Regions from separate parts of the Homo sapiens genome. Here all the other regions are linked to region 1. A link is a contact called in ENCODE Hi-C or POLR2A ChIA-PET data. All regions are on one chromosome and are shown on one strand. The core of a region is the stretch at or near the end of the contact, and the rest is flanking DNA. Distances in the headings are between cores, read along the strand shown.

What was found. Hi-C counts contacts between places; a loop is a spot of excess contacts on that map. ChIA-PET counts read pairs that join two places held with the same protein, here RNA polymerase II (POLR2A). Pooled maps may share reads with other maps.
Region 2: a map of naive thymus-derived CD4-positive, alpha-beta T cell shows a loop between it and region 1 (6-fold over the local background). The contact joins the enhancer-like site here to the promoter of DENND4A in region 1. A Hi-C loop is called at or near these places in 1 of 168 maps with a recorded cell type or tissue (naive thymus-derived CD4-positive, alpha-beta T cell), 1 of 37 single-sample maps with no recorded cell type and 10 of 50 pooled maps. POLR2A ChIA-PET finds 5 or more read pairs at or near these places in 1 of 52 experiments (activated B cell).
Region 3: a pooled map shows a loop between it and region 1 (4-fold over the local background). The contact joins the promoter of PLEKHO2 here to the promoter of DENND4A in region 1. A Hi-C loop is called at or near these places in 4 of 50 pooled maps.
Region 4: a loop to region 1 is called in a pooled map, with 4 times the contacts of the local background. The contact joins the promoter of PIF1 here to the promoter of DENND4A in region 1. A Hi-C loop is called at or near these places in 1 of 50 pooled maps. POLR2A ChIA-PET finds 5 or more read pairs at or near these places in 2 of 52 experiments (activated CD8-positive, alpha-beta memory T cell and activated T-cell).

Annotation. Positions count from the first base shown.
Region 1 is chr15:65,790,876-65,797,328 of GRCh38, forward strand. It overlaps DENND4A (DENN domain containing 4A), which reads right to left and starts at 1,418. Exons shown (of 33, transcript NM_001320835.1): 1 at 1,135-1,418. LOC105370866 (a long non-coding RNA gene) reads left to right here and starts at 1,598. Exons shown (of 3, transcript XR_932372.2): 1 at 1,598-1,897. RefSeq lists a silencer at 975-1,304 and enhancers at 1,306-2,271, 1,495-2,114.
Region 2 is chr15:64,892,986-64,898,807 of GRCh38, forward strand. No RefSeq gene overlaps it. Among named protein-coding and RNA genes, the nearest start is that of ANKDD1A, 16 kb to the right of the region's middle. RefSeq lists enhancers at 449-558, 709-1,018, 1,813-2,411 and silencers at 1,559-1,608, 1,649-1,698. Within about 2 kb of position 1,831, at least 37 of the 41 ENCODE cell types and tissues checked have a DNase peak (open chromatin) inside an H3K27ac peak, as active enhancers do.
Region 3 is chr15:64,838,364-64,844,198 of GRCh38, forward strand. It overlaps PLEKHO2 (pleckstrin homology domain containing O2), which reads left to right and starts at 3,552. Exons shown (of 6, transcript NM_025201.5): 1 at 3,552-3,665. The coding sequence starts at 3,654. It overlaps LOC124903508 (a long non-coding RNA gene), which reads right to left and starts at 1,793. Exons shown (of 4, transcript XR_007064682.1): 1 at 1,491-1,793; 2 at 1,228-1,333; 3 at 657-771. RefSeq lists silencers at 3,075-3,394, 3,405-3,844 and enhancers at 3,652-4,175, 4,208-4,759, 5,808-5,835.
Region 4 is chr15:64,824,397-64,830,734 of GRCh38, forward strand. It overlaps PIF1 (PIF1 5'-to-3' DNA helicase), which reads right to left and starts at 1,251. Exons shown (of 13, transcript NM_001286496.2): 1 at 1,173-1,251. RefSeq lists enhancers at 1-194, 1,384-1,513.

The DNA.
Region 1 (6,453 bases), core at 168-2,667:
AAATGTACTACAATAGATTAGCGTAACCGGGGCTACGCTGTTTACAGGTGTCTCCACCTCCTCCCCCAAGGAGAGAAGAGGTATACTAGGGTAAACAGAAAATAGAAGGAGACTATATACACACCAAATAACAGCTTGTAATCTTCTAAGACTTCTTTTACATTCGGGCTATTCTTTTCATTAACGTATAATACATTTTAAAGAATAACATATTCACAGAGTAATACAATTTCTGCCCTCACGGGTCTCTAGCTGGCTGACACGCGTTTTCTCCTCAAATAAATACATGCCTGTTGACTGATGCCTGTCCTGCTGTTGCAAACAAGAAATAACTGTCCTATAAGACAAAAACCTCTCTCTACGGTTCTAGGCGTAACCATACGTTTGAATTAAAAGCACATTGGAACAACAACAACAATCTTCCAGCACATCTGTCATTTAAAAGCACGATAATGAAAAGCTGTCGCTGCGACCCAATTTTAGGTCACAAGCTTTTTACTGTTTTTCCTGCCCCCCACCTCCAGAAAACAATAAACTTCAAAGGGAATGGTGGTAACCAGGAACAGTTCCCTTCCCCCACCACACACCCCCCCAAAAAGACTAGAAAAAAAACTGGTCAACTTGGACGCTGGCCGCGCTCACGCAGAACCCGTGCCCGCGGGCCGGGGAAGGCTGAACAGACCCTGGGAGGAAAAGTGGGCCTGCAGGCACCCCGGGCTCCCCCCGCCGCCTGTCTCAGATACCGAGCAGGTGGGATTCCGGGAAGCCACCTCCGACTTACGTAACGGGCTTGTCAAAATCCCAGATCCAGGACCTCCCCCTCCCCGCCCCCACTCCCAAATAACAACAGCCCCAGGCCAGCCTGGAATAGAAAATCTGGAATGAAAACACAGGAGCCCCCCACGCGTCCGACGCAGAGGCGCGGGTGCTACTCTCAGCACCGCCGCGCCATCCCGGGGCGGACCGAGCCGCGGAGCACCTCCCGGATCTCAGGAGCTCTCGGGCGGAGATCTCGGCCATCCGTGCCTCCTCCCCGAACCCACCCGCCCCGCTCCCGCGCCCCCGGCTGTCACCTCTCCGGGCCGTGACAGCTCCACCTGCCACCGCTGCCCGGGTCGCCGCCCCCGCACTCACCACCCAGCTGGCTCCCGTGCGAGCAGCGGATCGAGCTCGGAGAGCGGCGCCGGAATCCCGCACGCGCGGTAGCGGAACACGAGGGGCTGAATGCCGCGGCGCTCTGAGCCCGCTTAGCTCATCCCCAGCCCGGCGCTCCGCCCTTCGCGGCACCCCCGCCCGCCCGCCCAGGCCTGCCGTCTCAGTCAGACGGGACTCCCCCTCCCCTCGCGGCCGCCACTGCCTCCGCCTCTTTCTCCGACTCTAGCCTCCGCGGCCACCGCGACCGGCGCCATCTTGGCAATGACGGAAGGGGCGGGGGCGGGAATCACGCCCGCGAGCACCAATCGAAGGCCGGATCTGGCCCGAGTGGGAGGAGAGGGCCGAGTTGAGGGTCGTGGGGTCCTAGCGCCAAACTGATAATGGGGCGGTGAAGGTGGGCGGGACTAAGTCGCCTTAGTCCGTGACGTGCGGTGTAGTTGGGGAAACGCACCGTGGTTCCCCGTCGGGTCAGGAGATCCCGAGCCCCAGGCTGGCGTGGGCGAAGCGTACAATCCCTTCACCTTTCGTCACCCAGAGGCACAAGAATCCAGTTCGCGCCAACTGACCTGTTTCTTCCTTCCTCCCCGGCACTCTGGGAGTCCTGAGATTGCCTTGCTCGGTTCGTCTCAGACTTGCTAGATCTGAGCAGCTGCTGCTCCTCCACCAAGGGTGCTCACATTCTCCAGGAAACTCCCTTAAGGGTTAGCAACCGCCGAGTAGGTTTCGGTCCCAAGATAGAAAGGTAAAGCGGGGAATTCAGGGGGTTTCTCCGAAAAGTACGTTGATGAAACAGCTATTGTTGACTGACGGGGTGTCGATTACTTTGGATTAATTGGATACGGCCTACTTAAACCTGACTGTGGCTCTCCACCATTGATGGCTGTTGACAGATGAGGTTAATAAAGCTTGATTACCCCCATGGGGTTGCTCGGGAGTTAAATTCTATAGTACCTGTGAAGTACTTAGTATAGTGCTTGAAAGTACTCAATAAATGTTAGACATTATTCCATGGACAAATGAAAGAAGAAACAGGACCCCCAAAATCCCTCTGCTTTAAAGTCAACTTTTCCTAAATTGCATAGCCTTTTACTAACCAAGTTTACAACTTTATTTCCTACCTCCAGTTCTTTCATTGTATTCATTCATTCAGTCAACAAACATCCATACAGAGGGTGCACAGTGGTGAGGGAAACAGAAAACCTTTGCCTTCAGGAAACTGCAGTTTAGTGGGAGAAGAGGGACAATAAAAAAGTACTTAAGCACATTTTAAGGGGAAACATGCTATAAAGGTTAGAAAAATAACTGAGGCCAGGCGCCTTTGCTCATGCCTGTAATCCCAACGCTTAGGGAGGCCGAGGCAAGAGGGTCAGCTTGAGCTCAGAAGTTCAAGACTAGCCTGGCAAAATGGCGAGAACCCTGTCTCCACCAAAAATACAAAAAATTAGCCGGGCGTGGTGGCGTGCGCCTGTGGTCCCAGCTACTTGAGAGGCTGAGGTGGGAGGATCGCTTGAGCCCCAGAGCCGGAGGCTGCAGTGAGCCGAGATTGTGCCACTGCACTCCAGCCTGGGTGACAGAGCAAGATTTTGCTTTAAAACAAAACAAAACAATCGAGTTGCATACTTTAAATATATGTAGTCCTCTGTATGTCAGTTAAAGCTGTAAAAAAAGACTTGTTTTTGACACAGAGTCTTGCTATGTTGCCCAGGCTGGAGTGCAGTGGCCTGATCACGGCTTACTACAGCCTCCCTCCCAGGCTCAATTGATCCTCCCACCTCAGCCTCTGGAGTAGCTGGGACTGCAGGTGCCCACCACCACACCCAGCAAATTTTTCTGTTTTTTGTAGAGACTATGTCTCACTATGTTGCCTAAGGCCGGTCTTGAATTCCTGGGGTCAAGTGATCCACCCACCTCAGCCTCCCATAGTGCTGGGTTTACAGGCATGAGCCATTGTGCCCTACCTTAAAAAGCTTTTTTTAAAGTCCAGTTGGGAACCCTCCCAATTCTTTACCCATTGGACACAGATTTAGCCTTTCATTAGTTTTAAGTGTTGCTAGACGTATCAGGTCAATTCCTCTTTAAGGAGTAGCTTGGCATATCAAAATATTCCACTAGCAGCAAAAGCACTCTTTTAGTTGGTTATACATGTATATGTGCATATATATATATATATACACACAAATATTTTCATCTACAGAGTACCAATTAAAATGTTATATAGTTGCATGTAGCATACACAATGAGATTCTAAAACCTTTCAAAAGTTTAAAAGGCGTGAAGGTTTTTTTAATCAGAGAAAATAGCTTCTTAAAGAACAATATTGATAAACAGTAGAAAACCAATACGCAGCATTTGACTGTGTACCCAGGAAGTATCGTACCTCAGAGCCCCCCTTAACAGTCATATCAGGAGTCCTCTCAACACTCCAGGCATATGTGACTATAGTCACAGTTAAACCTAAACCCTAGATGTGATTTGGGCAAGGGATTCTAACAATGTAGACATGAGCCAAATAGAATTTTTTGGATAATAAATTTTGGCCCCATGCCATTTCTGAAATTGTCATATTTTATATGTTGAACTGTATCCGGCTATTTCTTAGAAGTTATTTTAAAATGCTGTGATTTGAATGATGCATGAAGGAAAACTATGAAACCAATAACCATTTAAAGCAATGGAAGCGCAAGCTGTTGTACAGCCTAATCCTCTCCACCTGTTGAATCTATGCACCTTAATTGCTATACCAGAAGTTTCTCACATCTTTAAATGAAAACCTGGAGCCTCTAGAGAGCAATCCTTTTTTTTTAAGACAGAGTCTTGCTCTGTCGCCCAGGCTGGAGTGCAGTGGCGTGATCTTGGCGCACTGCAACCTCTACCTTCTGGGTTCAAGCGATTCTCCTGCTTCCCGGGTAGCTGGGATTATAGGCGCCCTCCACTACGCCTGGCTAATTTTTGTATTTTTAGCAGAGATGGGGGTTTCACCATGTTGGCCAGGCTGGTCTCGAACTCCTGACCTCAGGTGATCCGCTCTCCTCAGTCTCTCAAAGTGTTGGGGTTACAGCCATGAGCCACCACACCCGGCCCATAAAGCAGTCCTTGATAGCTATGCTACAGGGCTTCCTTATGGGTGAGAAAAACTACCAGGGATCTATGGCCTATTAGAAACTATTTAGATGTGTCACAAAGCAGAATCCATATTGACAAATTGTATTCACTGTGAAACAGTGTTTGAGTGACATTCCAATGTATTTAATCCAAAAACTAAAATTTATTAGCAATGTGGTCAAATTATCCATTTGTTTCTTAAAAACACAAACCTGATGAAATTATTTTTGAAAGAAATTATCTGCCAGCCTGGGCAACATAGCAAAACCCCATCTCTACCAAAATACAAAAATTAGCCCATGATGGTGGTGCATGCATGCCTGTAGTCCCAGCTACTTGGGAGGCTGAGGTGGGAGGATCACTTGAGCCCAGGAGGCAGAGGTTGCAAAAAAAAAAAAAAAGAAAAAAGAAATTATCTGAACAATTTTCAAGAATAATAGTAAGAAAAGTCATGTTAGAAGTGACAAATTCTGAAATTCTGGCTGGGCATGGTGGCTCATGCCTGCAATACCAGCACTTTGAGATGCCGAGGTGGGAGAATCACTTGAGCCCAGGAGTTTGAAACCAGCCTGGGCAACATATCAAGACCTCATCTCTACAAAAAAAAAACAAAAACAAACAAACAAAAAACAGACATGGTGGCACATGCCTGTAGTCCCAGCTACTTGGGAGGCTGAGTTGGGAAGACTGCTTGAACCCAGGAGTTCAAAGCTGCGATGAGCTAAGATCCCACCCCAGTATTCTGGCCTGGGTGACAGAGCAAGATCCTATCTCAAAAAAAAAAAAAAAAAGAAATATAAATTCTAAACCTGGTGCTTGAGAAGAGTGGCCAAGGACAGGAGAGCTGTAGCAGTCTGAGCCATTGCTGTCTCTGCCGTTTTGGTAGCCATCTGAGGAGTCATATCTTTGACTCAGCACTTTTTCAAATTTCTGAAAATGATCACTTCTCAACATTTTCCTCAAATTAACAATTTTACCTCTTTCAGCAATTCCTTATAAGTTGAATTTTTACTTCTTAAATTATCTGCAGGGGAGTTGTTTTAAAAATATGTATTTTAACTGTCATTGACCACGAAGTATACTCCTCTGACTTTCTTGAAGTGGTAGACAATATTTTCATAACTTTTAACAAATTCACTTCAGAAAACATTTGTATACAAAACACTGCACTAGGCACAGAAGGAAAGCAATGACAGATAAGCACACATTAGAGGCAAAAAGTATTTCCTAGGCATATAACTTTAGTAAAAGTCAAACTATGACAAATTCTATGCTAGATGGATAAACTCGTTGCTATGGGAGCCCAAGCGAGTGGAGTGATTAATTCTCATTGTGAGAATTGAAGGTGACAAAATAGACAAAATAGATGGCATTTGGACCAACCCTGAGAGAAACTGGACTTTCTCTGAAGGATAAGGACATCGTTGTTTGGGGAACGGGGCTGAGGGTGGTACAAGGAAGGAAAGGTGTGTTTGTTTGTTTGTTTTTACTTTGCATCTTTATAATAGAGCTAACAAAAGAAAGAGATGCTCATAAATTGTTGCAATACTTTGATTGTCTTTGGGAGTGGCCAGAGGTTCAAATTCTTTGGAAGGATGGATATCTGTGCTGACTTGCAGGAAATATGAGTCAGCTTTTCTCATGAACTCAGCACTGTTGTTATAGCTAGGCTATTTGGGAAACCTGAAGCAGAACAAATCAGACACCACAAGTCTTTTCTTTTTATTGATTGGCCCAGACATGCATCCTACAAGGGTGGACAACAAGAATGCCCTTTTTATTGTCAAGACTTAAAGGAACTCTGCCAGCAAGGGGAAACACCTGCAATTGAGAATAAACTAAAAAAAAAATTTAAAAAAAGCCCTCCTCTTTTCTGTCTATATAATCACTCAGAATAGGAGACACACACGTCTTTAGTCCATACCTCTCTCCTGCACTTCAGGATTGTGTATTCAACTGCCTCCAGATAGCTCAGTCCCAAGTATACCTGAAATTCAGCATTTAAAGGTGAAGTCATTATCTTTACCCCAAACCTGTTACTCCTATAATTTCTCATTTCCTGAATAATTTATAGTTGAACTCACCATGCACCTAAAAGCTAAAGCCGCCTGTGGAGACTGAATTTTTTTTTTTTTAGGAGTTCGAGACCAGCCTGTCCAACATGGTGAAACCCTGTCTCTACCGAAAATACAAAAA
Region 2 (5,822 bases), core at 581-3,080, 900 kb before region 1:
GCTTCCAGCTTGTGCCCTCTGACCTGCCTTACATTTTGATAGTAGAGGGTGGATTTGAGGGGGAAGAGCAGAGACCACAAGACCAGGCAGGGTTTCCTCAGTGGCTGCACTGCAGGGATTCAATGGGCAGCAAAGGCCCCCACACCCCAGGCTGGGCCTCATGGCTGAGACTCATCAGTCTTGGGCCTGGAGGGGCTGCTCTCAGTCTAACAGGCCTGACTGACAGGGAAACCACCAATTTGTCATTGGGTTCCAATCCCGAGTAGCTGGGATTACAGGCGTGCGCCATGACGCCTGGCTAATTTGTTTTGTATTTTTAGTACAGATGGGGTTTCACCATATTCGCCAGGCTGGTCTCAAACTCCTGACCTCAGGTGATCTGCCCGCCTTGGTCTCCCAAAGTCCTGGGATTACAGCCGTTAGCCACCTCACCCGGCCAGACAAATGTTTGTTGCATGAATGTCTTGCCCCTCACATCTGTGTTCCGTCCAGCCTTCCTCGCCTCTCCTTTTTCTTGGTGCCCTGGCTGTGGCCACAGTACTTTCCTAGGAGGAGGCCTATGCAGGCGCGTAAGGAACTCGGTGAAGGAGTCAGGGCCCCCAACTCGGCTCTCGCGAGCTTGCTGTGTGACCTCAGGCCAGTCACCTCCCCTCTTCTGGCCTGGGTTTCCACACCTGCACAATGGGAACAGCAACCTCAGCTGCCTGCCGTCTCTGACGTGAGGGCCAAATAAGAAAAGGTGAGAAGCTGGTCGCAAAGCGGTAAAAAAAGCCTTCAGCGCCGAAGCCGGGGAGGAAGCCGCTGATGAAGCTATTGCTGAGAAGTGTGAAGCCCCCACCCGAGGATCCGCTTTTGAAGAGGGACCCGGGGAACGCGTAGGGGGAAACTGCCTTCCTCTTCCCTCAGTGGAAAGGGCTGTGCTCATGTCACTGTGAAACGAAGCTATTTTTATGTAGTACAACTGCGATTATGACAGGGCCTCTTCCTGAAGGGGAAGGGTGGGGAGGAGACCTGAGTCATCAGTGGGGCGGCCGGCCCCACAGGCTGACACAGGCAGCTTGTGGAAACCAGGCCCCCCGCCCTGCCTTCCGCAGGTAGAGGCCCCAGAGAGGGGAAGGGGCCGACCACCTGCTCCCGAGCCATTCTCGGGCTCGGCCAGCCATTGGGCTGGGAACCTGTCAATCCTGGTTGATCTTCCAATGAGCTGTGAACTGGTCTTCCGGGAGGACTTACAGGAGGCTGGAAACGGGGCCTGGCGCGCGCTTCCCTCTCAGTGCGAGGCTGACTGGTTGGACTCGCCGGGCTCTACTGTGGGCCCCACGCTATGTTTAGACGCCCGACGTGTCCCATTTTATTGAACTCGTCCTGCCCCCCAAGTAGGGACGATTTACCTCCATTTTCTAGATAAGGCACTGGGGGCTCCGCGAGGGGATGTGGCGGACTGGAGCCCAGCTGCACTCCTGACGGGACTGAATGCGGGGCTGAGGGAGGCAACAGGAAGAATGAGTATTTTCTTTACTGGAAGGGCAGGGAAAGGTTTCTCTCAGAAGGTGACATTTGAGCTGGGCCCTAAACAATGAGCAGGATTTAGCTGTCTTGAGGAGGGGGAGAGGGAAGGGCATGTGACCCGGAAAGGATGCAGCCTGGGCAAAGGCAGGGAGGTGTGCATGGCTTGTTTGGGGGTGTCGAGCAGGTCGGGGGGGCTGGGTGGGGAGTGGCCGCGGGGCGTAGGTAGGGGAGGGCCTGGCATGACAGGCTAAGGGGTGTAGGCTCCTTGGGGTTCCTTCAGCGCTGTGCAAGCCCTGAGCATCCTCCCAGAGGTGTGGCCCTGCAGAGAGAGGGGAGGGAGCCCACTGGGGGAGGCGAGCTGAAGGAGTGGCCTGTCAGGTGGGTTTCCTGCCCTGGAGCCTGAGCTCAGGCAGTGGCTGCCGTGCCCCGCCGCCGCCCTCTTCTGCCGCCTCCTCCACGCCAGCACTTTTGCATGCAGTACTCCCTTCAGTCGTCACAGCCACCTGCAAGGTGAATATTACCACCTTTATTTCATAGGGGAGGTAACAGGTTTAGAGAGGTTAGAGGAGCCGCCCCAGGTCACACAGCCCCTCTTGATATTCTTCAACAAAAGAATCCTCTCTGACCCCTGCTCTCAGTCAACGGAACAACCAACAACCTCCTTCCTTCAGAGAAATAGGGACCCTGAGGCTGCAACCCAACTGTAATCATCTGCCTCCAGGCACCCTCTGCACAGACTCAGCTGTTAAATATAGATGGCCGCTTAGAGATCCTTTTGTTCTCTTTACATATTACAGATGGGGAAACTGAGGCCTAGTGAGGAAGAGACTTGCTTGGGGCCCCACAAATGGACCTAGATTGGCGAGCCTCTTTTGAGCCAGAGTCTCACTGGGGTTCTAGCCCAGCTGGGAAGTTGAGCAAAGAGGGATAAGTGGGTTACAGCTCAAGGACTGGGGGTGCCTTGGGGCTTCTAGGAGATGAGAGCCGAAAGGCATTCAGCCCTTTAACCCCACTCCAGAGCTTCAGACTGTTCCTTCTCAAGACACTTTACTGCCATCTGTCTGAAAAGTGTGCTAATAAATATGCAAATTTTGGTGACTTGAGAGGACTGGTGTCCTCTTGAGTTGTACAGGGCACAATTTGCAGATTTGTGAGTGATCACCAAGCCCCGAAGATGCAGCGAGGTCTCTGGCAACTCCCTTTCTCAGTCCCTTCTCTATTCCTCTCTTCTTCTTTGTCCCTCTCAGACTGGGACTGGGGGTGGGGGCAGGGGGGGGATTTCCTACTAGGGTGGGAGGAAGAAGGGTGAAGGAAGTAGGGTAGGAGGAGGGGAAGTGTGGAGGACAACAGAGGGAAAGGGTAGAACTTATTTCTGCTGTCAGAAACCGAAACCAAAAGTCCTGGCAGGAGTTAATGTGAGAGGGAGGTCTGTAGCAAGAGGCTGAGGAGCAAAGCCTTCACATCTGAGGACAGCAGCCCTGTCAGAGACACCCTGGCTGCAACCTCGGTGTCACTTAGACCAGGGCTTGCCTCTCATGCTGACAAGAAGCATGCAAAGGCAGTCTGTTTTCTCTGGGGATACCAAAGGCCCCTCCAGACCTTACAGTGCCCAGCACTGGTGTTAGGATCACTGCTGGAAAGGGGAGGGGGCACTAACTCAAGTCACCATGTCATCTAATAGCCCAAGAGTGGGTGACCCTTTGTCTTGTCTGGTATTAGTCTGTGTGGACCTGCATACACCCATGAGGCTGAGGCTGGGGGCAGCCGGCATCTGTGTGTCTAGCATAATGGGGATCCTCTTTCCCCAAGTCAAGCTTAGGACGTGTGGTATAACATAGATTTTTGTGATCCACCTGGCTGTGAGAGGTCATTTAGGTGCCACAATAATGGATTCTTTGGGGCACTTCATACTCTATTATAACAATAGGAGAAAATGTTTGCAACTTGGACTTGTCTTTTAAAATTCAGATTGTGTGGCCACTATTTCTTGTGAACTTTGTGATTCAACGAGCCAATTGTGTACTGGGAACCCAGATGGTGCCCCTCCCTTGAGGCTTGCTGGGTCCTCTGTGTAGGGATAGACTCTGTTCCGGGCGCCGTGGCTCCCAGTTCCAGACTGGCAGCCCTTTGAGCGGCTGAAACTTTAATTCATCTTTGTATCTCCCATGATGATAGGAACCTCCTGTCTCCTCAGGGGTTCTCAGAGTGTGAGTTTCTGGCTTCTCCATTCATCCCTCTGAGGCTGACATATCTGTGCTGGCTTCACAGAGGCAGAGAAGAATGGGGAGCATGCAGGGGAGGTGGACTGATGGATCAGGGCACAGGGGAACCTGGCTCCACCATTTCCCAGCCCTGAGGCCTTGGACAAGTTACATTTCTGAGTCTCAGTTTCTTCATCTGTAAATGGGGATGATTTAAATAGTTGACTTTTACTGAGCATGTTCTCTGGGTCAGGCACTGCGTTAAGCATATTGCAGGCAGACTTATTCAGAAAGCATTTATGAGGGCCTCCAATGTGTAAGGAACACCACAGTGTCAGAAGGAGAGGCTTGAAGAAGATAGGTGACTGGCCAAGGTCACATGCAGGTGAAGGAGTGGCAGAACTTGTACCCCAGAGCCCACTCTTATAACGAGCCCTCTGTATTGGATGGCCCCAGCAGACCCGAGAGGACAGGCCAGTGGAGAGCTCAGCATGGAGTCAGGTGGGGGAGACTCCTCTGTTCTCAGTGGAGGCCAGGCCCAGCTGTCCTGGAAGGAGCTAGAAGCCTGAATTCAGGTTGTGGAGCAGTGAGAGTCCAGCCCCACACAGGATGCCATGGGAGGAGGCCCTTCAAACCGGGATTCTGAAAGAACACATCCAATAGAAGGGGCAAGGGCTGCTGAGGGCCCTGAGGAGGGGGCGTGGGCTACCCATGAGCAGGCCCTTCACTCGTGGCCTCAGCTGCCCCTGCAGAAGGCTGGAGCCTGAGAGGAAGCCAGCCAAGTGAGCGGTGGAGGAGGAAGCTGGTCACATTCAGTTCTGGCTGACTCACGGGATCTGGGCTGAAGGACATATGTCTGGGAGTGCCCCAGAAAATATCTCACTGATATGGGAGATTTACTGGACTGCCTTTGGGGATTAGGCGTAGCCTCCCTTCCCTGCACCCCAGGGAGTGAATCCACTTCCCCACCCCTACCAGTGACCTCAGGCAGATGGCCCCAGGTAGAGAAAGCTGTGATTTGGTCAAGGACTCCTCTTGGCAGAGGCTGGCAGACCTCTAGGCCAGCCAGAGGAGATGGGCCTGCAGTGCACAGCCCCAAGGACTGGACACGTGTACACACAGCACCCAGAGGGACAGGATGTGAGGGCCAGGCTGGGCAGATGCAGGGAAGCCTTGAAGCCACCCTTGCTCTTCTCCTCTACACCCCAAGTCCTCAGTCAACCCTGTTGGCTCCAGCTCCACAGTACAAGCCTCTTCTGGTTCCTTTCCCACTGTCTTTTGAGCCTCCCCTTTACCAGCCTCCCTGCTTCTACCCTTGACCCAGAGTCTGTTCTCAACACTGCAGCCAGAGTGATAGTGTTAAAGATCACATCACTTCTGGGTTCATTCCAGTGGGCCGTCATCCACCCCAACTTCACCAAGAGCAAATGCCAAGCCCCCACCTCCCAAAACATACCTCTTAGATACTATTTCCTACTCCTCTCCCCATTCCTCACTCTGCAACAGCCACTCTGGCTTTCTTGCTTTTTTTCAAATAGCCCAGGCACAGCCTCCCACCCCAGGCCTTTGTACTGTCAGTTCCCTGTGCCCTGAACACTCTTTTCTTAGACATCGGCATGGCATACCACCTTACTGCCTTCCAGCCTGCTCAAATATCACTGTATTTCTCAGCATTCAAATTAGCATTATTTCAGGACTATTTTCAAAGGTGTGGACAGGCTGTAAGGAAACCCTAAGGGAGAGTGCAGTGCCCAGGTTCAGTAGCATGGGGCATTTTTGCTACTCCCAGGCCTGGCAGAAGGGCGAGGAGGAGGGAAAGACATGGCTGGTGGAAGGAAGGACAGAATTGTGGGAGAGGGCCACCTGACCAGAGCTGTGACCTGCAAGGAGGGAGCCAGGGGGATAAAAACCTCCCCCGCCTGTCTAAGCTCTCCTGCGAGGCTCATTGGCTGAATCCAGCCAGAGCCAGGACACAGTCCTTCAGGTCAGCCTTTTCTGGGGATCTGGAGGGCAAATGGAAGTTCCCTAGCACGGTTGCTTTCTTGGGAAATGTGACTGCTCCCCACCCCCAACTCCCAAGTCCTCTTACCTTGCCCTGTTTTTTCCCCATGG
Region 3 (5,835 bases), core at 2,302-4,801, 950 kb before region 1:
GACTACCCTGTCTTTCTTGCCCATATTGCAGTCATGAAAATGAGCTTGTAAGATGAAAATGAGATTGTGTCATACCTCACTTCAAGCTTCAGTAGCCCCCTGCTACTTGCAGGAGGAATTTCAATCCCTTAGGTCAGCACTCAAGGCCTTTAGTGCTCTGGCTCCTGCTGCCTCGTTGGCGGCATCTGACCGAATTCGCCTTCCCCATCCTGCCCCCAACACATATGACCACATAAAGACTGCCTACAATTCACCTAACAAGTCAGGATATTCTACAAGTTCTCACTTTTGTGAGATGTTCTCTTGTCCTGAACTTTCCCTCCGCCCCTATCCAACTAACCCTGCTGGAATACAACTCAACCCCTCCTCTGGGAGCCACTCTCACCACACACCATGTACTTTTTCATCAAAGTCCTTCTCAGGGCTGGGTACCATGTCTGAGGTCTATAATCCCAGCACTTTGGGAGGCCAAGGTGGGAGGATTACTTGAGCCTGGGAGGTTGAGACTGCACTGAGCTGTGATTGCACCACTGCACTCCAACCTGAGTGACGGAGCAAGACCCATATTATTATTTTTTTAAGTGTCCTTATCAGGACTTGTCTACCTTCCTGCTGGTTTGGTTCATCAGCTCTCCAAGGCAGGACCTAGATCTTACGTGGTGTGGTCACACGATGCTGCCCAAAGGAGTCATGTGGAGTCAGGCAGGGTTTGAATCCAGTCAAGTGGCCTTAACCAGGTCATCTAACTTCTTCAAGCCTCAGGTTCCTGATCTGTTCAATGAGGATAACAATTGTATCTATTTCATGGATACTTTCGTGAGGATTAAATGAGATATAGGGAGAGTTTAGAATACTGAGTAGATAACAGGGGGCCTTACATTCTTTTCAGTGAATAATTGTAGGATGATGCCTTAGAAAGCACCCCCACTTAAGGGGCACTCAGTACACTTTGCAGAATGATTAAATGGTACACACACAAAACAGACCCCCACACCTCCCAAACCTTCAATGACTTCCCATTGCCCTGAGGTTAAAATGTGGTCTCCTCCACACAACCTACAAGGCCCTCTCTGCACAAAGCTGTCTGCTTTTCCAGACTGGCCGCCCTACATACACATGCTGTGCTGTTCATGCCTCCATGCCATTGATTACACGCTGTCCCCTCTCCCTAGAATGCCTGTCCTACCCCTTTGTCCTGGTTCTGGTGCCCCTTCTCTGTGCATTTACCTTCTCATTTAACACTCGGCATTCTCATCTTCTTACATGCCTTTCTCCCCAGTAGAGGACAGGGATCCTGAGCTCTGCCATTATCTCCCAGCCACTATTGTAGGGACTGACAGACAAAGAAAATAAAATATGTGTTGAATGAAAGCACACAGTATAGAGGCAAAACCAGAGGGTTTTTTGAGCTAGATGGGGAAACTGAGGCCAGAGTAGTTCTCAATGGCTCATTCCCCAAAATGACAGAACTATTTGGATGTCAAACCAACCTGTCCTCACTGCTCTCTCCCTACAAAGGGCTGCTTCTGTGTAACAAAATGAATTTCCCCAGGGTCTCTGGTCTGCTGCAGGTGGAGCATGAGTTTCCAGATACAAGATCTTCTGAGTCCTTGATCATTGGAGTAGAATGCTGCACAGCTCTGCAGATTGAGGGAGTAAAACCATGTGGTGGCCGAAAGAGGTTGCTACATATACAGACTATCTCAGATCCTCAGCCTCAATTTTCCTTCATCTTTCCTTCCTTCCTTTCTTTCTCTCTTTTTCTTTCCTTTCTTTCTTTCTCTTTCTTTCTCTTTTCCCTCCTTGCGTCCCTCCCTCCCTCCCTTCTCTCTCTCTCCCTTTTTTTTTTTGACAGAGTTTCACTCCTGTTGCCCAGACTGGAGTGCAATGGCGTGATCTCAGCTCACTGCAACCTCCGCCTTTCGGGCTCAAGCGATTCTCCTGCCTCAGCCGCTCAAGTAGCTGGGATTACAGGGATGCACCACCTCGCCTGGCTAATTTTCTATTTTTAGTAGAGACGGGGTTTCTCCACGTTGGTCAGGTTGGTCTGAACTCCCGACCTCAGGTGATCAGCCTGCCTCAGCCTCCCAAAGTGCTGGGATTACAGGTGTGAGCCACCGCTCCCAGCTCTTTCTTTTCTTTCCTTCCTTCCCTCCGTCCTTCCTTCCTCTCTCCTTCCTTGTTTCTTTTCTTTCTTTCCTTCCTTCATTTCTCTTTCTTTTCTTTTTCTTTCTTTCCTTTTTTCCTTCCTTCCCTCCCTCCTTCCTCTCTCTCTCCTTCCTCTCTCTTTCTTTTCTATTCTTTCTTTTTCTTGACCAGTGTGATAATATCAGCCTCAATTTTCTTCATTCCTTTAGCTAAAGGATCCCAGGCCTAGGCATGAGGGAGAAGTGTACCTGCATCTCCTTCCCCCTTGGCCTGGGAGCCCCAGGCTGCCCTTTTCCGTACAGGGCTGGAAGTAGCCTGGGAGCCTGAGGGCTGGCAGAAGGCCGTGAAAGGGGAGCTTGGTCGCTGGCACAGCCGCTGCTATGGCAGCCAGAGCCGAAGAAGGTCACCATTGATCTCACATGCACTTAATTTTCCCTTCCTTGGCATGGGACGGGGTTGACCAGGAGAGCTAAGGGGGAGTATGCGTGTGTGTGTGAGAGGGGAGCGGTGCTGCAGGCTGCGATGCAGCCAGTTACTTTCTCTCTCTGGGCCTCAGTTTCTCCAATGTAAAATGAGGGCGCATGGTATAACTAAAATCATTACTCTCTGCTGGTCCCCACACTCCCACTCTCCAGTAAGGCTGTCAGGGCTGCAAGCTCACCGCGGGATCGGGGGGATGGTCGACCCTCAGATACGGGAGGGATTGAGCGATGCCCAAGGAGAGCAGGAGAACACTGCGCTTGGAGACCCCTGAGAGCCAGGGGCGGGCCGCCCCCTAAAGGGACCCCGGAGTCCCGACTCTCAGCTCCAGCTCTTCCTGTGACACCACCCTCCGGACAGAGACCCAAGCTCCAGGCCCGGCCCCGCCCAGAGGTTCCAGGGAGAAGACCAGGCCACCGCCCACTGCCCGGCGTCGGGGAGGAAAGAGGAGGAGCCTCTGTGTGCCCACATCTCTGGCCGCCCAGGGCAGCTCGGCTCGGTCTCGCAACCCCAGCCCACTGGTTCGGGAGACCTCAAAGGCTCCACCGCCAGCGCCCCCAGCGCTCACTGTGTGCGCCCCACCCCAGCCCTGCCTGCGCGCCGCTCCCGCCACCCTCGCCTCAGTCTCTGGGCCGGAAGCCCCCTCTCCTCCCCCGCCGCAGCCCCCTCCTAGTCCCTCTCCCTCCGCCGATGCGGGAAACCTTCTCCGCCCCGTCCCGCCCTCTTCCTCCAGTTGCATCTCCGCCCGGCTCCTCCGTCCAGTCTCCAACCCAGGCCCCGCCCCTCCCCACCCATTTCCCGCCCTGGGCCGGGCCCCCGGCCCCACCGCCCCCTCCCCGGCCCCGCCCCGGCCCCCGGAAGCCTCACCCCGCCCCCGGCCCCGCCCCCCCGAAGTTTCTTGGGCCCCCGGCAGCCGGCGGGACAGAACGCGGAGAGTCGCCGCCTGGCCGGGCGTAGACGCGGTGGCAGAGCCCGCGCGGCGCTGGAAGCGAGTGGCGGAGCGGCGGGACCTCGGCGGACTCGCCATGGAGGAGGAGGTGAGGGCGGGGCCCGGCGGGGCGTTGGGCTGGGGTCCTCGAGCCCCTCACGGGGATTGCGGTCCTGGGCTCAGGCCCTCGTTCCTGCCCGCCCCACTCCCGCCAGTCTCACCTCAGGAAGAGCCTGGGCAAATGGGGCAGGGGCGAGGGGCTGGATCCATATCGGGGACTTCGCAGACCGCGTCCTCCTTCATTCTCGCTGACTTTCTCACCAGTTGTGGGGCGTCGTGGTTGTTACCGTTCCCATTGGATTGACCAGGAGACTGAGACTCCAGCGAGATTGATGACTTGCTGAAAGTGGCCTGGGTGACTGGGCTCGAACCCCGATTACCGTGGTCGGATCCTGACTCTCTCTCTCTCTCTGTGTGTGTGTGTGTGTGTGTGTGTGTGTGTGTCGGATCCTGACTGTGTGTGTGTGTGTATGTGTGTGTTGGGGGGTTCCTGTCTCAAGGATCGGATCCTGACTCTGTGTGTGTGTGTATGTGTGTGTTGGGGGGTTCCTGTCTCAAGGATGTGACCATGCTTTGGTGGCAGGAGGATTGGAGAAGTTGCTTTTTTCTCCCTTGTATAAGTCTCTGTATCTTTTCCCCCACTCTCTCCCCGCTCCACATCCATCTGAGCAGCTAGCTGTAGGGAAGGAATCGGGAGTCCGGCCCACCTAGGGTCTGATCTTAGTCCCTGCCTTCCCCACCCGAGGGCTGGACCAACTGTGTCCCTGGAGCCTCCTTCTAACCACTCAAAACACTCTTGGCCTGGGATTGGGTCTTGCCCCTGCCCCTGCCCTTTACTTGCAAACTCAGTTCTGCCAGCAGCCGCTTTATCCGAGGGTCCAGCACGCAGCAAGCACTTAATATATGCCTGTGGAATGATTAAGTTAAAATGAGGGGCCTGTTGGGTCTAGAGGAAGGTGAATTTGTTTCTTATCCCCTGAGGGGGTCCCAGCTTCAGCCCCTCTCAGCCCAAGGGAAGGGGCATGTCTTTGCCTCCTTGGATGGGGAGGAAAGATGAAGTTCTCTGCCTTGGGGGAACCCTGGCCAGCTGGGAAGCCCTGAGTGGACCGGACTGCCTGTGTCCCTTCAGTGCCCACCTCCCACTTTTCCAGGGCCATGGATAGGAGCAGCTAGTGGTCCGTCAGGGCTCCCTCTAGGCCAGGCCCTGCCTTTCTGTGGGATGGTAGATAAGTCACTTCCCCTCTCAGCCTTCATTTCCTCTTCTACAAAATATAGTGCCTGTCCTCCTCATACTCCTGGCCTGACAGTGGCCGGTTCTCTCAGTGGGTGAAGGTAGGGGGCAAAGTCAGGCCTCTGTGATTTGCTGCGGTTTCTTTCTGGCTGTTAGGTGGGGCTGCCATCTGCCTGCCCCAGGCCCCTGCTGCAAGGGCTGGGCTCTCTGGCCAGGGCCCCTCCCCTGCTCCCAGAGGATGTGGGTCAGGATTACTCCATCTCCTGATCTGCGCTGGCCCCTGATTAAGGGAAGTTCTCCGGACACCTCCTGGGCCCGGCTCAGCTCTGTACACCCTTGGTCCTGAATCTCTCACATTGTCACTTTCTTTTCTTTTTTTTTTTTTTTGAGACGGAGTTTCGCTCTTGTTGCCCAGGCTGGAGTGCAGTGGCGAGATATTGGCTCACCGCAACCGCCACCTCCTGGGTTCAAGCAATTCTCCTGCCTCAGCCTCCTGAATAGCTGGGATTACAGGCATGCACCACCACGCCTGGCTAATTTTGTATTTTTAGTAGACATGGGGTTTCTCCATGTTGGTCAGGCTGGTCTCGAACTCCTGACCTCAGGTGATCCGCCTGCCTCGGCCTCCGAAAGTGTTGGGGTTACAGGCATGAGCTATTGCACCCAGCCTATATTGCCACTTTCTGACTCCTAGATGCCCAAAGCTCTCTAAATATCTGGGCCATCTAAGTTCTTGTCCACTTTACCCAAGCCCCTGCAAGCCTCACCCCCACAGCAGGGGCTTCCTTTCCCTACTCCCCTTTGGCATCCCTAACTCTGCTTTCCTCCCACTTCTCCCAGTAGCTTCCGCTTGTTGCACTAGGCCTCAGTGCCCATCTTTGTTTCTCTAAAACACCTCTTAGGTCATAGCCACATGCTCTGCCCCATGATCCCAGGCCATCTTCATCATCTCTTTCACATGGCTGCTTTCAGCCCTCCTGCTAGCTTT
Region 4 (6,338 bases), core at 1-2,500, 970 kb before region 1:
ACGTAATGGGTGCTATAGGGGACGTAATGGGTGCTATAAAGGACGTGACAGGGAGCAGGGTCAAGGCTACACAAGATCACGAGGACTGTCACTGGTAACACAAAGAGGTCACAAAGACGGAGAAAGGGCTTTGGGCTAACCGAAAATCCACCCTTAGAATATGCCCTGGGCCGGGCGCAGTGGCTCGCGCTTTAATCCCAGCACTTTGGGAGGCTAAAGTGGGCGGATCACCTGAAGTTAGGAGTTCTGAGACCAGCCTGGCCAACATGGTGAAACCTCGTCTCTACTAAAAATACAAAAATTAGCCGGGCGTGGTGGCGGGCGCTTGTAATTCCAGCACTTTGGGAGGCTGAAGAAGGAAGATCGCTTGAGCCCAGGAACTCGAGACCATCCTGGGCAACATAGCGACACCCTCTAATTAAAAAAAAAATACATACATATAAATACATACATATGCATACATTATATATATGTGTGTGTGTGTGTGTATATATATGTATATATATATATACACACACGCACCCTGCTACACAATTTCCATTTCTATATATCCAATTTCTATATATATATACACACAATATATATACAATTTCTATATATATACACACACACACACACACACATATACACACACACCGTGCTACACAACAATTTCCAGAGCGGCGGATGGGCACCGAGGATTAGGGAGCCTCAGGTGTCCTGCAAGGACCTCACTAGAACAGGGGTCCCTGCGCAGAAAGAATCCTCCTTCCCCGAGACCCAGGGCGAGCACATGAATCCTCAGAGTACTCTCCCCAGGAAGCAGGAGAATCGCCCGTGGGGAGATGCAAAGAGGGCTGCCGTGTAATAAGCGACTTCTGCCTTGTAGGTACATTCACTGGCTTATATGCAGCGGGCAGGTCTCACTCTTCCCCGTGTACAGACGTGGAAACAGGCTAAGAGAGGGAAACTCACTTGCCCTTCATAAGCCACAGCGGCTAGTAGTCAAAGTCAGTGTGATTCCCATGCCCTCGCGCTTCCCACCACCAAGGTGGGGACGAGGTGGAAAATATTCGGCTAGGGAAATCGCGGGGGACCCTGGGACCCTAGAAGCCGTGCTCCCTCAGGCTGACCCATTTGTTTGCACCCTCCCGCCGGAAACCCCTAGATAAATCAGGCTCTTTGCTCCCCACCTCTGGGTTCGGGCAGACACTCACTTGTGCCGACACTCAGATGAACAAGCAGATCGTAGCCGGCCTGTGGCTAAGCTCCGAAACTAGAAATTTTTCAAATGCTAGAGGCAGAAAATCACCCAATCACCGACTGGATCTTTAAATTCTCCAGCCACTCAGAGGTAGGGGCGTAACAATGGGCGTGTCTTTCTTTGCGTCTCTACTCCAGGAGCTTGGGCTGTACCAATTGCCTGCTAGAGGAAGGAGGTTTATGGTGGTGGCTGAGCATACCAAATCCAGTGGACGGCTGGGCGTGGTGGGAGGAGGCCGCCGCTGCGGCAGCCACCCGGCGGCGCGTGGTGTCGGGTCTGAAAACCCTACGCGACTCCGAAGATTTATTTTCAGAACCATCCTTCCAGCACACTCCCTCTCCCCTCTAGCCCGCACACAGAGGCTGGGCTTAGCCTTGGGGAAGATCTGCCTTTGGACTCTCACACCCCTGTTTACACTCACAGTACCATTGTCCAGTTCTGGGCAGACCACCCCAAGGCCTGCCCAATCCCTCCCCCGCCCCCAACTCTACATCCTTCTCTGCCTTTGTAAGGGACTTTACGCTTTGGCTCTCTCACCCACCTGAGGCCCATGAGTGAGAAACTCTGAGACCTGTGCCACGTGCCAGAGGGTACAGCGGAAGCGAGTAGAGTCTCTGTCTTCAGGGAAATTGTATCCCTCTTCTTGCACAGGATGCTGAAAGAATTTACTTTTAATCATCTTTATTATCTCATTGAAGCTTGGAATTACATAGCTGGAAAGGATCTTACAGGTGAGTCTGGCTACCTCATTTTACAGATAATGATAACTACCATGGATTAAATTGCCCTTTCCTTTCCTTTTTCCTTCTTAGGGCTCACTCTGTCGCCCAGGCTGTAGTGGAGTGCAGTGGCACAATCTCTGCTCACTGCAACCTCTGCCGTGGCGCGATCGTGGCTCACTGCAACCTCCGCCTCCTGGGCTCTGGTGATCCTCCCGCCTCAGCCCCCCAGGTAGCTGGAACTACAGATGCACACCCAGCTAATTTATATATATATATATATATATATATATATATATATATATATACACACACACACACATATATACACACACATATATATACACACACATATATATATACACACACATATATATATATACACACACATATATATATATAATTTTTTTTTCGTATAGACGGGATGTCACCATGTTTCCCAGGCTTGTCTCGAACTCCGGAGGTCAAACGATCCACCCACCGTGGCCTCCCGAAGTCCTAGGATTACAGGCATGAGCCCGGACCTTATTTTTCAAATGAGAAAAAAGCAAGGCTTCCAGAGATTTTACTGAAGGTCACATAGCTGATATGGAGAGCAAAACCAAACATTGAACCCAGATTACCTGCTCGCTTAATCACTCCATGGGGCTTAGCTACTACACCACACTGCTCCCAGTCTGTTAGCGGTAGAGGGTGATGACTGAAAGTTGTCCAGGTTCTTGGCGTTTTGAACAAAGAATTGGACAAAATGCCCATCAAAGCAAAGAAAGAATGAAGCAACAAAAGAACAAAAGCAGGAATTTTTTGAAAACGAAAGTACGGCTAGGCGCGGTGGCTCACGCCTGTAATCCCAGCACTTTGGGAGGCCGAGGTGGGGGGATCACTTGAGGTCAGCAGTTCCAGACCACCCTGACCAACATGGTGAAACCCTGTCTCTACTAAAAATACAAAAATTGCCGGGTGTCGTCGTGGACATCTGTAATCCCAGCTGCTTGGGAGGCTGAGGCATGAGAATCACTTGAATCCAGGAGGCAGAAGATACAGTGAGCCTGGATCGTGCCGCTGCACTCCAGCCTGAGCGACAGAACGAGAACTTGTCTCAAAACAAACAACAACAACAAAAAACAAAAACGAAAGTACACTCCACAGTGTGGGAGGGGACCCGAGATACAGAATTTTCTTGGGTTCAAATACCCCCTAGAAGTTTCCCATTGGGAACTTTACGCTTACTTCATGTAACTGAAGTGGTAGCGATAATCAGTCTGATTGGTTGCAGACAGCAACCATTCAGCCACCATTCAGAGGCTGGAGTGAAGTTACAAAGTTGCAAACGAAGACTGGACCCACACTCCTATGATTTGTTGCAGACAGCCAATCTCCCATCTGCCAATCTCCCATCTGCCATGCGGGAAACGTCAAAGGGAGTAGCCTTTGGTCCTTTTGTTCTTGTCCTTACTTAGGAGTGGAAAGTTAGAGTTTTCCTTTTTTTTTTTTTTTTTTTTTTTTTTTTTTGGGAGACAGCGTCTGGCTCTGTGCTCTGTTGCCCAGGCCGGAGTGCAGTGGCAGGATCTCGGCTCACTGCAACTTCTGCCTCCTGGGTTCAAGCGATTCTTCTGCCTCAGCTTCCCAAGTAGCTGGGACTACAGGTGCGTGCCACCATGCCCATTTAATTTTTGTATATTTGGTAGAGATGGGGTTTCACCATATTGGCCAGGCTGGTCTCGAACTCCTGACTTCGTGATCCGCCTACCTCGGCCTCCCAAAGTGCTGAGATTACAGGCGTGAGCCACCATGCCCGGCCAGGGTTTTCTTTTTTCTTCTTCTTCTTCTTCTTATTTTTTTGAGGTGGAGTCTCTATTTGTTGCCAGGCTGGAGTGCAGAGGCGCTATCTTGGCTCACTGCAACCTCTGCCTCCCCCATTCAAGCGATTCTCCTGCCTTAGCCTCCCAAGTAGCTAGGACTACAGGTGCATGCCACCATGCCCAGCTAATTTTTGTATATTTAGTAGAGACGGGGTTTCACCATGTTGGCCTGGATGGTCTCAATCTCTTGACATTGTGATCTGCCCGCCTCGGCCTCCCAAAGTGATGGGATTACAGGTGTGAGCCACTGTGCCCAGCCGGGTTTTCCTTTTAATTTAATTCTAGGAAGTCGGCGTGAAACAGCCTTAGGTTCCCTGCCTCCAGACCCTGTTCTTCTGCCTCAAGGTGACTGGCCTAGCTTCATGAAAGGTATAACCTGGACTGGAATCTCAGCTAGTAACAGCCACTGCAATGCCTTTCCAGTGGATGCTACCCTAAGCAGGTTTCCATAATGTCTCAAGCCTCTGTTTTCTCAAAATGGGAGAAAGATAAAAATAGTCTAAAATTGATTGGTGATAGTTGCACAACCCCGTGACTATACTGAAAACCATTGAATCGAATGCTTTGAATGCTTAAATTGTATGGTATGTGAATTATATCTCCATAAACCTGTTAGAAATCTTTTTTTTTTTTTTGAGACAGGTTGTCACTCTGCCACCCAGGCTGGAGTACAGTGGCACAATCATAACTCACTGCCGCCTTGACCTTCCTGCTCAAGTGATCCTCCCATCTCAGCCTCCCAAGTAGTTGGAACTACAGATGACTACCACCACGCCTAGCAAATTTTTGTATATTTTATAGAGACTAGGGTCTCGCCATGTTGCCCAGGCTGGTCTCGAACTCCTGGTCTCAAGAGATCTGCCAGCCTCAGCCTGCCAGAGTGCTGGGATTACAGGAGGGTGCCACCATGCCTGGCTGGAAAGAAATCTTGAGAGATATTTTTCTTCTCCAGTGTTGTCTTGACATATATTGAATATCAGTGGCATGCGTCATTGTGTATGAGTAAATGAGTAGGTTAAGAAAAATTTTCAGCTGGGTGTGGTGGCTCACGTCTGTAATCCCACCACTTTGGGAAGCTGAGGCAGGTGGATCATGAGGTCAGGAGTTCAAGACCAGCCTGGCCAAGGTGGTGAAACCCCATCTTTACTAAAAATACAAAAATTAGCTGGGTGTGGTTGCAGGCATCTGTAATCCCAGCTACTCGGGAGGCTGAGGCAGGAGAATCGCTTGAACCCAGGAGACAGAGGTTGCAGTGAGCCAGGATCGCACCACTGCACTCCAGGCTGGGCGACAGAGCGAGACTCTGTCTCAAAAAAAAAAAAAAAAAAAAAAAGAGAAAAGTTTTCAAGGTCATTATGGTAGGCAGAATAATGACCCCCTTCCCCAAAATGTCCATGTTCAAATCCCTAGAATTTGTGAATATTATCTTACATTGGCAAAAGGGACTTTGCAGATATGATTAAGTTTTTTTTGTTGTTTGTTTTTTTTTTTTGAGGCGGAGTTTCACTCTTTTTGCCCAGGCTAGAATGCAATGGCATGATCTCAGCTCACTACAATCTCCACCTCCCGGGTTCAAGCAATTCTCCTGCCTCAGCCTCCCTAGTAGCTGGGATTACAGGCATGCGCCACCACACCTGGCTAATTTTGTATTTTTAGTAGAGACAGGGTTTCTCCATGTTGGTCAGGCTGGTCTTGTACTCCTACCTCAAGTGATCCGCCCACCTCGGCCTCCCAAAGTGCTGGGATTACAGGCGTTAGCCACCACACCCGATCATGGTTAAGTTTTTTGAGATGAAGATGTTATTCTGGATTATATGAGTGGCCCAATGTAATCACAGGGGAAAGAAGGAAACAGGAGTCAGAGAAGATATGACAAAGGAAGTAGAGTTGAGAGAGAGAGAAAGAGAGACGTGAAGATGTTACTGCTGGCTTTGAGGTTGGAGGCAAGGGCCACAGACTAAACCAAGGAAGGCAGGAGCTCTCTAGAAGCTGGAAAGGGCAGGGAAATGGATTATCTCCTGGAGTCTCCAGAAGAAAAACAGCTTTTGATTTTAGTACAGTAGGACACATTTCAGACTCCTGGCTTCCAGAATGACAAGATGATAAATTTTTGTTGTTTTAAGCCACTAAATGTATGATAATTTGTTATAGCAGCCATAGAAATAAGAAACAAATACAGCCACATAGAGAGAAAATGAAAGAGCTGGGATTATGAACCCAGGTCTGTTTCCAAAGCCTGTGTTCTCTCTTTCCACTGCTCTCTGCTTACAATGGGCCTAGCGCACTTACACACAGGGGAAGCCAAATCCCTTACCCTGATTCTGTGTGCAATACCCCAGACTGCTTCAAGGGAAGGCACCAGAATGTCCCAATGGATTTTCTCTTAATATGTTTTTTTTTGTTTTGGCTTTCAAACTTTTTTTTTTTCTTTTTTTGAGACAGTCTCGCTCTGTCGCCCAGGCTGGAGTGCAGTGGCGCAATCACGGCTCACTGCAAGCTCCGCCTCCCGGGTTC